Linked DNA regions of Homo sapiens: region 1 is linked to region 2. Evidence: read pairs that join two places in POLR2A ChIA-PET (ENCODE). Cell type or tissue: Panc1. All regions are shown on one strand. Each heading gives the region's core, and the rest is flanking DNA. Links, peaks and the distances in the headings are about the cores only.

Region 1 (5,373 bases), core at 310-5,309, 1.2 Mb after region 2:
CTTGGCCTCCCAAAAGTGCTAGGATTACAGGCGTGAGCCACCGTGCCCGGCCAAAATTTGCCGTTTTGAAGTCTACAACTCAGTGGGTTTTCATGTATTCACAATGTTGGGTGACCATCACCACTAACTCAAGCACATTTTCACCACCCTGAAGAGAAACTCTGTACCCATCAGCAGCCACTTCCTGCTTTCCCTTTCCCCCAGCCCCTGGCAACCAATAACCTACTTTATATCTCTATGGATTTGCCTCTCTGAACATTTTATACAACTGGAAGGATACATTTGTCGTGTGTGTGTGTGTGTGTGTGTGTGTGTGTGTGTGTGTGTGTGTGTGTCTGTGTGAGAGAGGGGAGAGGGGAGAGGGAAGGGGGGAGGGGGAGGGGGGAGGGGGGAGAGAGAGAGATGGTCTTGCTATGTTGCCCAGGCTGGTCTCAAGAGTTCAGGCCTCAAACGATCCTCCCACTTCAGCCACCTGAGTCGCCGGGATTACAGGCCCATGCCACCAAGCCCGGCTAATTTTTAAAAAATTTTTTAGAGATATGGTCTCACTACAACATTTATCCTTTAATGTCTGGTTTCATTCGAGGTTCATTCAGATGGCCAAGGCTGCTGTCACTGGGGACCTTCCTGAAGGGACAGCAAATATCATGACCAATAATGCAATCTGCCATACCTTGGCATGACAATACTGTTTCCAGATATTGTCACTATTTCTTCTCCATACTATTTTTTTTTTTTGAGACAGGGTCTTGTTCTATTGTCCAGGCTGAAGTGCAGTGGTACAATCTTGGTTCATTGCAGCCTCAGCCTTCTGGACTCAAGCGATCCTCCCACCTCAGCCTCCTGAGTAGCTGGGACTATAGGTGTGCACCACAAAACCCGGCTAATTTTTCTAGTGTTTTGTTGTTATTGTTGTTTGTAGAGATGGGGTTTTTGCCATGTTGCCCAGGCTACTCTTAGACTCCTGTGCTCAAGCCATCCTCCTGCCTCAGCTACCCAAAGTGCTGGGATTACAGAAGTGAGCCACTGCACCTGGCCTATCCATAGTCTTTGTTGTTTTTTAACCCTGTCCCTTTGAGGTTTATGCTATTGAGCTGTACTGCTTCCACTTCCCCTTAGCAAGCCTCCTAGACAGATCTGTTTTGGGGCTTTTTTTTTCTTTTTTTTTTTTTTTTTTTCTTTGACAGAGTCTTGCTCTGTTGCCACCCTGGAATGCAGTGGCATGATCTTGGTTCACTTCAACCTCCGCCTCCCGGGTTCAAGTGATTCTCCTGCCTCAGCCTTCCAAGTAGCTGGGACTATAGGTGCACACCACCATGCCCAGCTTATTTTTGTATTTTTAGTAGAGACGGGGTTTCACCATGTTGGCCAGGCTGGTCTTGAACTCCCGACCTCGTGATCCACCTGCCTCAGCCTCCCAAAGTGCATGCTGGGATTACAGGCTGAGTCACCGCACCCGGCCTTTTTTTTTTTTTTTTTTTCTTAGAGACAAGGTCTTGCTTGATTGCCCAGGCTGGAGTGCAGTGGTGTAATTACGGCTCACTGCAGGCTTGAACTCCTGGGCTCAAGCAGTTCTCCCATCTCAGCCCCACAAGTGGCTGGGACTACTGGTGCGCACCACCACACCAGGCTAACTTTATAAATTATTATTATTATTATTATTGTAGAGACTAGGTCTCACCTTTTTTTTTTTCCCCCCCAGAAACAAGATCTTGCTCTGTTGTCCAAGCTGTAGAGTTGTGGTGCCATGATAGCTCACTGCAGCCTCAATCTCCTGCGCTCAAGTGATCCTCCCTCCTTGGCCTCCTGAGTAGCTGGAACTAAAGGCACATGCCACCACACCTGGCTAATTTTTATGTTTTGTAGGGATGAAGTCTCGCATGTTGCCCAGGCTGGTCTCAAACTTGAACTCCCAGCCTCAAACAATCCCCTCTCCCCACCAAAGCCTCCCAAAGTGCTGAGATTTCAGGTGTGAGCCAACGCGCTGGGCCAGGTCCTCTTCTCCCTTGCTCTCCACGGTCTACTTGGAAATCTGAGAGTCGGCTGCGTGCAATGGCTCATGCCTGCAATCCCAGCACTTTGGGAGGCCAAGGTGGGCAGATCACCTGAGGTCAGGAGTTCGAGACCGGTCTGGCCAACATGGCGAAACCCCGTGTCTACTAAAAATACAAAAATTCGCCGGGCATGGTGGGTGAGCACCTGTAGTCCCAGCTGCTTGGGAGGCTGAGGCAGGAGAATTGCTTGAACCCGGGAGTCAGAGGTTGCCGTGAGCTGAGATCACGCCATTGTACTCCAGCCTGGGTGACAGAGCAAGACTTGGTCTCAAAAAAAAAAAAAAAAAAGAAAAGAAAAAAAGAAAAGAAAACAAACAAAAAAAAGAAATCCGAGAGTCATCCTTCACTCCTCCCTCTTCCTTACTCCCATAGCAGACCTCTTGGAATATCCTGGAAGTTCTAAGCCTGTCACTTCTCAGTCCCCACAGAAGTCACACTCTCCCAAGCCACCATCATCTCTGGCTTGAATTACTGCTGCAGGAGCCTTCCAAGTCTGGCTCCTACAATTAATTCATGATCCACCCAACAAGCACAGAACGTCAAGTCACTCCTCTCTTAAAATCCCCCATAGCTTCCCGTTTTCCCTTAGGAAGAGTCTAAAACCCTTAACTTTTTCTAGAAGGTTCCTCCAGGAGGTCTCTACTTGCTGTCTCAGCCTCGGACTCTCTGTGCTTCTTCAGCGTCCTGTGCTGGCACTCAATTACTTTAGGGGTTTCATGACACGGTTCTCTCCCTCCCACTCCTTTTCATCCTTAGGGTCTTAGCTTGCTCCCCGAGGCCTCCCCACCCAGTAGTTCTCAGTCCCCGTGTGCCCACAGCGCCCTCTACTGCCCCTTCCCAAACACGCAGCATGGGTGTGTTTGCCCAGCGCCTCTCTGCACACCCAGACTTCAAGCTGCAAGATGGCAAGCACTGCCTCCTCCACTGCTAAGTACCTGGCAAAGCAATTGTAGTCAGTAAATTTTTTTTCCCATTTTTTTTAATTTTTTTTTTTTTTTTTTAGGTAAAGAAAGGCATTTATTAGGTCTGGGCATGGTGGCTCATACCTGTAATCCCAGCACTTTGGGAGGCCAAGGCCAGTGGATCACTTGAGGTCAGGTGTTCAAGACCAGCCTGGCCAACATGGTGAAACCCCATCTCCACTAAAAATACAAAAATTAGCTAGGGGTGGTGGTGCATGGCTGTAATCCTAGCTTCTCTGGAGGCTGAGGAGGGAGAATCGCGTGAACCCAGGAGGCAGAGGCTGTAGTGAGCCGAGATCGCGCCACTGCATTCCAGCCTGGGCGATGGAGGGAGACTCTATCTCAAAAAAAGAAAAAAGAAAAGAAAGGCATTTATTAGAGAAGGCATGAAAATACGTTGCAAGAGTGCAACAGGCAGCACTGCAGAGAAGGGGCTGTCTCCTCTCAGTAAATATTTTTTTCAATTAAAGAATGAGTTTATCATACAAGAAGCCTGGAGAAAAGAAATGGTAAAGGTTGTGAAAGTTGTCAGAGTCAAAATGGAGTCACCAGGCCTGGCACGGTGGCTCAAGCCTGTAATCCCTACACTCTGGGATGCCGAGGAGGGCATATTGAGTTCAGGAGTTCGAGACCAGCCTGGGCAACATAGTAAAAGCCTGTCTCTACTAAAAATACAATTAGCCTAGTGTGGTGGTGCGTGCCTGTAATCCCAGTTTCTCAGGAGGCTGAGGTGGGAGAATCACCTGAGCCTGGGAGGTTGAGGCTGCAGTGAGCTGAGATCATACTGCTGCACATTCCAGCTTGGGAGACAGAGCAAGACCCTGTCTCAAAAAAGAATGGAACTGAAAAAAATAAATAAATAAACCCTGACACGGGAGTTCAAGAACACCCTGGACAACATAGCAAGACCCTGTCCCCCTCCCCCCCAAAAGAAGATGAAGAAAATTAGTTGGATGTGGTAGCACACACCTGTAGTCTCAGTTCAAGGCTGCAGTGAGCTATGATCTGGCCCCTGCACTCCAGCCTGGGTGACAGAGCAAGACTCTGTTTATAAAAAAAAAATTATAAAAATTTTTAAAAAAGAAAACCCTGACAGATAGAGATGGGGAAGGCCATGAAGAGAAGATTCTCAGGGTTGGGTGCCTGATCACAAAAACTATTACAAAAGACTCCAACTCTGCAAAACCCACAACCTTGCATACACCAAAAATACTTCTGCAAGAACATCTTCCCAGCAATTGCCTATCCAACTTCAAACTGGCATCATACCCGTTACTGATCTTTGTAGCCAAGAATAATTATCTCAAAACAATTATGTACTGCTCCTCATTTTTTGTTTAAAAACCTTTGACAGGCCGGGAGTGGTGGCTAAAGCCTGTAATCCCAGCACTTTGGGAGGCCAAGGCGGGCAGATCACTGAGGTTGGGAGTTCAAGACCAGCCTGACCAACATGGAGAAACCCCGCCTCTACTAAAAATACAAAATTAGCCGGGTGTGGTGGCGCATGCCTGTAATCCCAGCTACTCGGGAGGCTGAGGCAGGAGAATCGCTTGAACGTGGGAGGCAGGGGCTGCAGTGAGCTGAGATCGCGCCACTGCAGACTCCAGCCTGGGCCACAAGAGCAAAACTCCGTCTCAAAAAACAAAACAAAACAAAACAAAAAAAGCTTTGTCTCCCTTTGCCTCCCGGAATATACACAGAGTTTACTGTGACAACTGCATTCCTATTGCAATGCTCTGTTCCTGAGTAAATACCTTTTTCTTTTAGAAAAGCTCTGTTATTTAGGTTCACATGATTAATAGATGCAATGGTTAATGATTACTAGATAATTAATATTAATGGATGATTAATAATTGAGTAATAGATGTCATGGATAATAATTATGAATTATGATTAAATTAGCTTCCTGAATGTATTAGTCTACTTGGGTTGCTGTAACAAAATACCTTTGACTGGATAATTTATAAATAATAGAAATTTGGCTGGATCTGGTAGTGTATGCCTGTAATCCCAGCACTTTCGGAGGCCAAAGCAGAAGGATTGCTTGAGGCTGGGAGTTCGAGACCAGCCTGGGCAACATAGCAAGACTCCATCTCTACAAATAAAACATTTTTTAACACTTTGGAAGGCCGAGGCAGGCAGATCACGAGGTGAGGGACCGAGACCATCATGGCCAACATGGTGAAACCCCGTCTCTACTACAAATACAAAAAAAATTAGCTGGGCGTGGTGGTGCATGCCTGTCATCCCAGCTACTTGGGAGGCTGAGGCAGGAGAATCGCTTAAACCCGGGAGACAGAAGTTGCAGTGGGCCGAGATTGCGCCACTGCACTCCAGCCTGACGACAGAGCAAGACT
Region 2 (5,373 bases), core at 149-5,148:
GGTCTCGAACTCTTGACCTTGTGATCAGCCCACCTTGGCCTCCCAAAGTGCTGGGATTCATTAGGCTGTGCAATTTGTGCACTTTCTATAAAAGGTTTGCTAAAAATGAGCTGGGTACCATGGCTTATGCATGTCATCCCAGCACTTTGGGAGGCTGAGGTGGGAGGATCGCTTGAACCCGGGGGTTCGAGACCAGCCTGGGCAACACAGTGAAACCCCATCTCTAAAAAAGTAAACATTAAAAAATTAGCTGGACCTGGTGGTGTACACTTGTAGTACCACATACTCGGGAGGCTGAGGTGAGAGGATTGCTTGTGGCCAGGAGTTCAAGGGTACAGTGAGCTATGATTGCACTACTGCATTCCAGCCTGGGTGACAGAGTGAGACTCTGTCTCCAAAAACAAACAAATAAAAAACACCACCACCACTACCAAAACAGAACACATACCCAAAACCCTCAACGTTTGCTAAAAATGATGAAAACAAGAAAAACAGATATGGCAGTCCATGGAAAGGAACAAAAAGATGTCCAAAAACTTTCCTCAAAGCCATCAAACAAAAGATGTTACTATTTTAAAATAGAAGAATCTGTGAAAATGATTAAGAGTTAGCTTATAAGTATCTCCTCAGCAGATTCTCAAATTGTATAGTTTTTTTGAGGCCAGAGACCTTTTTATACTGACTGGAAAATTCTGCACAAAAAATACCTCTGTGAATCATGATACCAGTTTGTTTTTGGTCTGTCCAGAGTATAATTTTGCCAGAGTATATTTATAATAAGCCATTATTCCTTTTTTTTTTTTATGGCTCTGGGGACTGGGATCAGCTATGCGGTCCTCACTTAGGGAACTTGTGCCTTTGCCGTCAGATGGTGGATGGGGCTGGGTCATCTGAGGCTTCTTCCATCCTAGTCTAGCAGCTGAAGTGAGGAGACCCGAACAGCTGGCGCTCCTTAGACATTTCTCTCTATTTTCACCTGGTCTGTCCAGCTACTTTCGGAAACAAACCAAATAATATCTTTTTTTTGAGACAGAGTCTCGCTCTGTCCCCCAGGCTAGAGTGCAGTGGCACGATCTCGGCTCACTGTAACCTCCGCCTCCCAGATTCAAGGGATTCTCCTGCCTCAGCCTCTCGAGTAGCTGGGATTACAGGTGCGTGCCACCCACACCGGCTAATTTTTGTATTTTTAGTGAAGACAGGGTTTCACATGTTGGCCAGGCTGGTCTTGAACTCCTGACCTCAGGTGAACCACCTGCCTCGGCCTCCCAAAGTGCTGGGACTACAGGCATGAGCCCCTGCACCCGGCCACTTTTTTTTTTTTTTTGATATGGAGTCTTGCTCTGTCGCCCAGGCTGGAGTGCAACGGCATGATCTCCGCTCACTGCAACCTCCGCCTCCCAAGTTCAAGCAATTCTCCTGCCTCAGCCTTCTGAGTAACTGGGATCACAGGTGCGCACCACCACGCCAGGCTGATTTTTTGTATTTTTAGTAGAGACGGGGTTTCACTGTGTTGGCCAGTCTGGTCTCGAACTCCTGACCTCAAGTGATCCTCCCGCCTTGGCCTCCTAAAGTGTTGGGATTACAGGCGTGAGCCACTGCGCATGGCCCAGATAATATACTTTCATCTTCAAGGTTCATTGTATTGAACGGGTTTTACTAACACAGCAGCAGCCTCAATTAACTGTGTTCATTTTATAAAGTATTATTTTTACTTTATTAGTTAAGTTTTATTAATTGTATCTGTTTAAAATGTAGCAATTTTATTTCAATTGATTTTAAATCTTTTTTTTTTTGAGATGGCGTCTTACTCTGTCACCCAGGCTGGAGTGCAGTAGCATGATCTCAGCTCACTGCAATCTCTTCCTCCCAAGTTCAAGCAATCCTTCCGCCTCAGCTTCCCAAGTAGCTGAGATTACAAGCGTGCGCCACCACACCCAGCTAATTTTTATATTTTCAGTAGTGATGGGATTTCACATGTTAGCTAGGCTGGTCTCAAACTCCTGACCTCAGGTGATCCACCCAACTCGGCCTCCCAAAGTGCTGCGATTACAGGTGTGAGCCACCGCTCCCAGCCGATATGGAACATTTCTATTGCCCCAAAAGGTTTATCCCTTCCCAGCCAACCTCCCTACTCCCACCCAAAGTCAACTACTATTCTGTTTTGTTTTGTTTTGTTTTTGAGACGTAGTATTGCTCTGTCCTCCAGGCTGGAGTGCAGGGGCGCGATTTCGGCTCACTGCAACCTCCGCCTTCCGGGTTCAAGAGATTTTTTCTACTTCAGCCTCCGGAGTAGCTGGGATTACAGGTGCGCACCACCACACCCGGCTAATTTCTGTATTTTTAGTAGAGACAGGGTTTCACCATGTTGGCCAGGCTGGTCTTGAACTCCTGAGCTCAAGTGATCCGCCTGCGTCGGCCTCCCAAAGTGCTGGGATTACAGGCGTGAGCCACCGTGCCCGGCTTCTTTCTGTTACTATAAATTCAATTTTTCTTTTCTATAATTTCACGTAAATGGAATCATATAGAGTGTCGGCTATCAACCTACGACCTCATTGTTCTAAGCTGCGAAACTGGAGTTTGGTTCTAGCCCACCCAGGGACGCTGTTAAAAAAAAAAAAAAAAAAAAAAGCTCCGGGAACGGTGGCTTACGCCTGCCTCCTGCCTGGACAAGAAGAGCGAAACTTCGTCTCAAAAAAAAAAAATAAAAAAAAATAAATAATAATTGGAGTTTGGCCCTTTAAATCTTCTTCCTTTGCTGACTGACATGATGCTAAGTTTTTTTCAGTAGAGGGCGCTGGAGAGACGTTGTAGGAGGAAAGGGTTTGGCTTCCAGTTTCCAGACTTGGCTCCTGCAGGGCAGCTACTCCTGCAGCGAGCATGCTTCTCCAGCCTCTGACTCCTACATGCGTGCGGTTTCTTTAGTGTCAGGAAGTTTCTCTGGCACATGGCTCCTGAAATATGGCAGTCAGCAGCACCCACCTCAGCTGAGACACTTCCCTGTCAGCTGCTCTCCCCACCATCTTACTGAATGGACTTCTGCCGCATTCTACTGGTGCCGCACCATAGGGATGCCTTTGTCCTTCGGTGAGCCATGGCCAAGACTACTCCAGCAAGGTCGGGGTCTCAGCCTGGGGCTCTCATCTTTCTCGGGCTATCTTAGACTTAGGAGGAGTGGCTGCTCCTTGTATCTGCTATTTCTTTCTTTCTTTTTTCTTTTTCTTTCCTTTTTTTTTTGAGATGGAGTCTCTCTCTGTCACCCAGGCTGGAGTGCAGTGGCAAGATCTCGGCTCACCGCAACCTCTGCCTCCTGGGTTCAAACTATTCTCCTGCCTCAGCCTCCTTGAGTAGCTGGGACTACAGGCACACGCCACCACGCCCAGCTACTTTTTGTAGTAGGGACGGGGTTTCACCATGTTGGCCAGGATGGTCTCGATCTCTTGACCTCGTGATCCACCTGCCTTGCCTCCCAAAGTGCTGGGATTACAGGTGTGAGCCATTGTGCCCAGTCTATTTCTACATTCGTTAGCATTCTCTTTATTTCTTAGTAACCAGTTCCTCTTACTCAAATCCCCTATCATAGTTAACAATTCTGTATATTAAACAATCGCTGTTTAAATTACTGTGTGGTTTGTCTCCTGGTTGGATCCTGACTGATACACACAGTATGTGTCTCCTTGTGAAGAAGTCATCTGGGCCAGGCACAGTGGCTCATGCCTGTAATATTCCTTGAGTTGTAGGCATGGCTTAGGGTTATTTGTCCTCTCCTTCAGCATAATGTCCGTGTGATTCACTCATACTTTTTTTTTTTTTTTGAGGCAGGGTCTCACTCTGTTGCCCAGGCTGGAGGGCAGTGGCGCCATCATAGCTCACTGCTGCCATGACCTCCCAGGCTCAAGCAATCCTCCCATCTCAGCCTCCCAAGTAGCTGGGACCACAGGTGCACCCCACCATGCCTGGCTAATTTTTAAATTTTTTTTGAGACAGGGTCTTGCTATGTTGCCCAGGCTAGCCTTGAACTCCTGGGCTCAGCGATCTTCCCAGCTTGGCCTCCCAAATTGCTGGGATTACAGGCATGAGCCACCGCGCTTGGCCCATCCACTTGTTGTGTATCAATCAGTAGTCTATTCCTTTTTATTGCTGGGTAATAGTCCACTGAACACATAATCTACAACCTGTTTATCCACTCAGTATGATGGACATTTGGGTTGTTTCCAGCTTAGGGGTATTATGAATAAGGCTGCTATGAATATTCATGTACAAGTGTTTGTGTGGACATATGTTTTCTTTGCTTTTTTTTTTTGGAGACAGAGTCTTGTTCTATCACCAAGGCTGGAGTGCAGTGGTGCAATCTCGGCTCACTGCAACATCCACCTCCCGGGTTCAAGCAGTTCTCCTGCCTCAGCCTCCCAAGTAGCTGGGATTACAGGTGTGCGCCACCACACCTAGTTAATTTTTGTATTTTTAGTAGAGACAGGGTTTCACCATGTTGGCCAGGCTGGTCTCAAACACCTGACCTCAAGTGATCTGCCTGCCTCGGCTTCCCAAAGTGCTGGGATTGTAAGAGTGAGCCATCGTGTCCAGCCATTTTCATTGCTCTTGAGTAGATACTTAGGAGTAGAATTTTTGAGTCACATGGCAGGTGTATATTTAACGTTACAAGAAAATGCCCAGCAGTTTTCCAGCATGATTGTGCCATCTGCATTCCCAAAAATTCTATATGCATTGCAGTTGCCAGCACCTGGTATTGGTATTGTCAATCTTATAAAAAGTTTACACAGAATGGTTTCCTTTTCATACCTTCAGGATACTTTCCTCTACCCGATTCTCCCTTATTAATTTTTGTTTGTTTGTTTGAGACGGAGTCTCACCCTGTCACCCAGGCTGGAGTGCAGTGGCGTGATCTCGGCTCACTGCAACCTCTGCCTCCCAGGTTCAAGCGATTCTCCTGCCTCAGCCTCCCATCCCTTATTAATTTTTAACTATTTTAGCCAGGCATGGTGGCTTATGCCTGTAATCCCAACATTTTGGGAGAATGAGGCAGGGGGATTGCTTGAGGCCAGGAGTTCCAGACCAGCCTGGGCAACATAGCAAGACCTCCATCTCTACAAAATATAAAATTAACCAGACATGGTTGCAAGCGCCTGTAGTCCCAGCTACTCGGGAGGCTGAGGTGGGAGGAGTGCTTGAGCTCAGGAGGTGGAGGCTGCAGTGAACTATGATCACACCACTGTGCTCCAGCCTGGGTGACAGAGTGAGACCCCATTTCAAAGAAAAAAAGAAAAGAAAAAAAAATTGCATGCAGCCCCTGGGAAGTGTGGATGCTGCTGGTGTTACTGAGTAAAGCCCTCCCCATCTGGCATCCGGGAGTGAGCT

Evidence for each region. Peaks named below come from ENCODE experiments on the same cell type or tissue, not always from the same donor. Only the 100,000 strongest peaks of a DNase experiment are listed, where the experiment ranks them.
Region 1: POLR2A ChIA-PET joins it to region 2 with 7 read pairs; 1 of 35 experiments calls an interaction of 5 or more read pairs at or near these places.

The regions. Positions count from the first base shown.
Region 1 is chr19:40,162,862-40,168,234 of GRCh38, forward strand. No RefSeq gene overlaps it. Among named protein-coding and RNA genes, the nearest start is that of MAP3K10, 26 kb to the right of the region's middle. In Panc1, for the core only: no CTCF peak of the experiment used is centred there; DNase peaks (open chromatin) are centred at 820, 1,030 and 2,710; H3K4me3 peaks cover 371 bases.
Region 2 is chr19:38,959,501-38,964,873 of GRCh38, forward strand. All of the region lies in intron 1 of FBXO17 (F-box protein 17), which reads right to left. Among named protein-coding and RNA genes, the nearest start is that of FBXO17, 14 kb to the right of the region's middle. In Panc1, for the core only: no CTCF peak of the experiment used is centred there; a DNase peak (open chromatin) is centred at 2,831; H3K27ac peaks cover 342 bases.